Regions from separate parts of the Homo sapiens genome. Here region 2 is linked to region 1. Evidence: chromatin loops called from intact Hi-C (ENCODE). Cell type or tissue: CD4-positive, alpha-beta T cell. All regions are shown on one strand. Links, peaks and the distances in the headings refer to the core of each region. The heading gives the core; the rest is flanking DNA.

What was found. A loop is a pair of places that touch in the nucleus more often than their neighbours do. Peaks named below come from ENCODE experiments on the same cell type or tissue, not always from the same donor. Only the 100,000 strongest peaks of a DNase experiment are listed, where the experiment ranks them.
Region 2: it touches region 1 in a loop (4-fold over the local background); 5 of 110 quality-filtered maps call a loop at or near these places.

What each region holds. Positions count from the first base shown.
Region 1 is chr9:31,258,695-31,261,629 of GRCh38, forward strand. No RefSeq gene overlaps it. Among named protein-coding and RNA genes, the nearest start is that of LINC01243, 120 kb to the right of the region's middle. In CD4-positive, alpha-beta T cell, for the core only: no CTCF peak of the experiment used is centred there; a DNase peak (open chromatin) is centred at 1,357.
Region 2 is chr9:31,345,744-31,348,678 of GRCh38, forward strand. No RefSeq gene overlaps it. Among named protein-coding and RNA genes, the nearest start is that of LINC01243, 34 kb to the right of the region's middle. RefSeq lists enhancers at 1,403-1,472, 1,503-1,562. In CD4-positive, alpha-beta T cell, for the core only: no CTCF peak of the experiment used is centred there; a DNase peak (open chromatin) is centred at 1,498; H3K4me3 peaks cover 657 bases; H3K27ac peaks cover 2,477 bases.

The DNA.
Region 1 (2,935 bases), core at 191-2,690:
ATTTTGGGTACTTTGTTTCCCTTCTTTGATGTCATTAAAAATACTAAAAGCAAATTCACTTCAGAAAACAGCAGAAAACTTGCATTACTTTTTTTTTTTTTACATCATCTCATGCTGTCACCTCTTGTATATTTTTCTTCTAAATTGTTTGAAATTTGTCTCCCATATTATCTGGCTATACTTTTGATAATAATAAAACTTTATTTGCATAGTTACCTCAAACTATATTAAATGCACAGGTCAATTACCTTCCCACAAAAATAATTACCTCATACTTATTTTGCTGGGTTTAGTGAAGTTTGAATTAACTTCAGATTATTCCCCTTGTCACAGTGATTTGTATGGGTTTAAATTTCTCTTTTTCAAATAAAGTTATTTTCCTTATTTTATATTGTATATATCTATAGGAGAAAATGTAGCAAATCCAGAAAAACTAAATAAAGAACATAAACTATGCATTGTCCAACTACCTGGAACCATACCTTTTAGAGTTTGGTATAGATGATACCAGTTTTATGTGTGTGTGCATACATTTAATGTGCTGCTTTACTGTGTTTTAAGTATGTTTACATAATTCATAATATTTTAAATATTGGTTTTAAATATAGATTTTTCTGTAATAGTAAAGATGTTTTTTCATAAAAATGCAGAAAAAGCAGAAATGTATAAAATTAATAGTAACCTCTTATTCAGACCGATGAGCAAATTACACTTATTTCTAAGTAATTAGCGTTGCATAAAATAGTGAGATCAATATTTTAATTGGCAAAGAGCATAAATATAAATTATATATATTTGTGTGTATGTGTATATGTGTGTGTATGTACATATATATCCATACATATGTATAATCTATATACTATATTATATATTATTATATTGAGTCACTTGAGCCATTTTTGCTTTATTTCCATTTACTTTCCTTTCATTATTTTTCAGTGGGAAAGATTAATAAACTACCTAATGGCAATCACTAAGGTCATCATTCTTCCTATATACTCTTCCATCTATTTCTCATCAGTCTTCTTTCTGAAATATATTTAAAAATCAATATATAGTGTATGACCTTAAATAGTAAACACAAGAATAAAAATATATGGAATATTCTTAAATGAGTTAAATTCTTTTTTTTTTTTTTTCATTTTCATTTTCCCTCAAACATTCTCTTTCTACAAAAGCTGGTAAGACCTCAAGCTGTGCTCTTATTTGTAATGGTAAGTGTCATTTTGGTGGCCATGTGGCTACACAGCATGAGGTAGCTATGATGAACCCTGATGAAAAACGACAGGTGCAAAATGAGAAAAGTTTGCACACAACAAGTTTGGCTTTATAAAGGCTTCAGGTTTACCATCATCAGAGAACCTTGATCTGCTGTGGTTTAAAACAAGGAAGGGAACCACCTGTTTTGCCTCAAGCAATAGTTAAGATCAAACAAAATACGCTCTGAAACAGTAAGACATGACAAAAGAGAGTGAAAGGGTTTTTCAGCAATGGCAATAGAAGTTACTTTCTGCAAAAAGAGTTGGGTTATTACCAAGTAAAGCACAGTGGTAATAACCCAAAGGCAAATTAGAGTAAAGAAAAGCAGATATATGCAGGTGGTAGAACAATATTTGCATTTCCATAGATAAATACTTTTAAACATACAGAAAAAACAAAGGGACACAGAACTCATAGTAATGATTTGGATATTTCCTTTGGCCAACATATCTCCTCAGTTTCTAGGGCACACACTGAGATTCAAGAGAAGCCTGAAGAAGAGCATATTTATGAAATAACTATCCACAACTGACATCTACTTGTAAAGGATTAATATATTTTTCATAAACATGAGAGATATATCCATTCATAAAACTCTTTAAATCACATTGTACAACTTGGATGTGATGGTTGCTTATTCACAGGATGAAGACGCAATGACTGGAATATACAATGTAAATGATTCACACATAGGCACCACCACCTCCAAGTAAAAAAGCAATTTGTGAAAAACAAGGAAAACTCTTGTTTTTGTCGGGGCCAGAGAAGTATAGTTGATGGTAATTTGTAATCAGAAAACACAGCAAACTGCTCAATTAAAAAAATCAATCCCAAACTTCTGCCTTTTTTACAGATTCTAAACAACTATGTTAATTAGACCTAAAAAACTATAGGTATATGTGCATAATCAAATCAAGTCTTACCGAAATCTAGATCTGATGGCTTCCAACACCAACATTTAGAAAGATATCCCCAGTGCAGTCCGGGCATGGTGGCTCACGCCTATAATCCCAGCACTTTGGGAGACCAAGGCTGGTGGATCACTTGAGGTCAGGAGTTTGAGACCAGCCTGGCCAACATGGTGAAACCTCAACTTTACTAAAAATACAAAAATTAGGGCCAGGCATGGTGTTGCACGCCTGTAGTCCCAGCTACTTGGGAGGCTGAGGCAGGAGAATCACTTGAACCTGGGAGGCAGAGGTTGCAGTGATCCCAGATCGTGCCACTGCACTCCAGCCTGAGTGACCAGAGTGAGATCATGTCTCAAAAAAGAATTTATCTATCTATCTATATCGGTATCTATCTCCAATGTGAAGCAATAATCATATTCTTGTTTCATAGAAAATAAAAATCATAAAATATCTACATGAAATAAAAATGCCTATTGTCTATTTGCATGAAGTAAAATGGCAAATTAGTACTTCCAAAAATTAAATTATATTAAATGTTAATATTTTAATATAGTTTGAAAGTATAAAATAAAAACATAATTTTCTTATAATTCAATTCCTACAAGATGGCATTCTAAGTATTTGGAGGATACTTTCATTTTACTATTTTCATATGAACATGAGTTACATTCTATAAAGCAGTCATAAGAGTGCCTGGCACATCATAAAAGCTCTATAGTAATTAGTTATATAAAAACAAAATTATTTTCATAATCAGGAGGTAC
Region 2 (2,935 bases), core at 275-2,774, 87 kb after region 1:
ACCATTTATATTTAATATAGTTACCGATGAGGTTGTTTTAAAATATACAAGCTATTGCTATTTCCTTCTGTTTTTTCTTTTTACATTTTTGTCTCTTTTGAGGAACTCAAGTAATTTTTTATTTTGTCAGCACTATTGCATTTCACTTTTCCTATTTTAATGTTTACTTAGCACTTTAAAATACATATGGCTAACTTGAGCTCAGTTTGAATTAATATTTTAATAATCTGTTAACAAGAATAACAATCTTTTGTTATTATTGATATATAAATAAATACCATATTTTATTCTACTTAAGCCATACATCCAAAATTACACAGATCTTTTAATGTTTTATTATAGACTTTTATCTTTATCTATATTAATCTATCATTCTCATACTTTCCTGCAGATTTGTGCTTCTTCCTGAAAACATTTTTCCTTTACCTGAAGAGTAAATTTTGTTTTTTCTATTGTGGGTATGCTGGAGACAAATTTTTTTCAGCTTTCATTTTTCCAGTTATCTATTTATTTTACTTTCATTTATGAAGGATATTTCACTAGATTAAAAACTATTGACTAGATTTTCTTTTCCTTTTTGCTCTTTAAAAATGACATTTTATTGCCTTCTGGTCATCTGGGTTTCATTATCAGTGATGACAATATTTAAGTTTTTAAAAGCATTTTTATGAAGCCTTTATGATATGCTTTGGGTTGGTGCATATGTGTATTTGTGTTGTATTAATCCTGTTTGGGGTTTAATGAGCTTACTGAAATTCATATTAAAGGTTTTACAAATTTAGGAGATTCTTTCATATTGTATCTTCAAAATTTTCTGTGTCTTAATTATCTTTCTGTGTTATTCTCAGTCTCCTAACATGGAAAAATATTTGACATTACCTCAGAAGACTGATACTCTGTTTTAATTTTTTCTTTTATTTATAAATTAATCTATGCTCACTCTATACTTTGTATAGTTTTATTAATGTATCTTAAATTCTCTAAGCCATTTTTTCTTCTGTGACAAGTCTGCTGTTACCCTATCCAAGCAACACTATTTAAGATTTTAAAAAATTCTTAGTTGAAGAAAATACATTTGGTTCTTTTATAAAATTATAAAATTTCTGTGAAAATAATAATCTCCTATTCTCAGCCATCTGTTAAAATGACCAATACTTTCATTGATTTTGTCCACTTTTCTCTCTGATTTTTCTCTTATTTGTAATCATTTTTATAAAGTGTTTTTTCTAACACTTAGGTTGTTTGTTGTTCTGTTCCCATTTTCTTATTTAACTGTTGAATATGAATATTAATTTTACGGTTTTCTGCCCCTTATGTAAATGTTTTTTGTATACCAAATATTGTGTTCAAAAAAAATTGTAATTTGACCAAATACTATTATATTTTTCTCTTTTGATATACATTTACACGCAGGGGACAATACTTTAATCCTTTCAGGGCTGAGCTGAGTTGTTTGGCCTGTTTGTTTTTGCTGCTGAGTGAGTTTCAGTTTCCTTTTAGCTTCCTGTTCTTAAGAATAACATGTGGTTCCGTACATCTAGCAGGATGTTGTGATATAAGTACAGCAGGACTTCAAAGACTTATTTCTGTTTTTCAATCCATCCTCCAGCCTTCAATTCTATTATGCTTTCAGAAAATGTCCTGTAAAAAAGAACTGGCAGGCAGGAAAAACTTAGCTGTATATTTGGGATCCCACATACTCGAATCTATCACATCAGTTCAAATGGTTGCTATCCATTCCGCTGGTTTCTCCTTATCCCATAACAGTCCCTTTAAGTTTGGCAGGCTTGATCCTCTACCCACCCGTGGCCGAGGTTTAACATATGCCTGAGAGAAGGAAGAGATCACTGGTTTCTGTTTTTCTAGAAACTTCTGGTATTTCTCTGGAACATAATCATTAAGAGTCTTTTGAATCACCAGCACTTTTTGCCTTTAAAAACATAGGACTTTTAATTTATCTAGGAAACAATTTCCAAAAAATGGAAACAATTTTTTCTTACGAATTCTACATTCTAGCTAGAGCAGAATATCTGGAGACAAAGAGCTTTAGTTCAGTATAATAGTGATGACTGTTAATGTTTATTGAATACTGCTGGATGTAAAGTTTGACACTAATCACTTTAAATACGGTATCTCACTTAATACTAGAATGTATTTAGTTATCTCATTTTAAATCAAGGAAAAAAGAATCGTAGATGTTAGTATTTTTCTAAATATCAAATGTTGAAAAAGTGTGCCACAATGAGCTTTGAATTCGGATGTAATTTCCTCAAGAGATGACATATTATGTTGGCTTTGCTTGATGTAGACAACATATAGCATAGTGACTTCAATTTGGAACCTACTAAAAAACCTTATGGGGAGAAGATAGTACTACAAAGGCTTGGAGAGGGACAGCTGTTGGTTAGTATTCATGTAAACACACATACACTGCCTCCTGGCACACCTGAGATGGGAGAGCCAACTGTCTTAAAGTTTCAGTGATGCTGAAAGCATTCTCAATGTTCTGATGAGAATAATATCCACTGAATCAGAAATCAAAGAAATCAACCTCACATGCTATAAGCTTTTATCCCCTACAGCTAGACAGGTCAGAGACAGACCAGTGATGGTCAAAAGATGCTGAAAATTAACAATTGATTCTAAGCATTCTACAGATGATTACTAATTTGTGAGTGTTAAAGAAGTATACTGATTTACCTTTTAGAGGTCAGTATTGAAAGTGTGGAAAAAACCTTCCACAGGATCTAAAGATTACAGCAACAATTGAGAGGCACTTTGAAATTTGTCAAAATGGGAGAGGATATAAGCATTTAGTTTGGTAAAATAGATTCAATCCAAACAACTGTGCTATCATTATCAGCATGAAACAATGTAATAATCTGAATAAGAAGGCTCTGTTTTAAAAAACAGTTGCTAAAGTGTTATGATAACC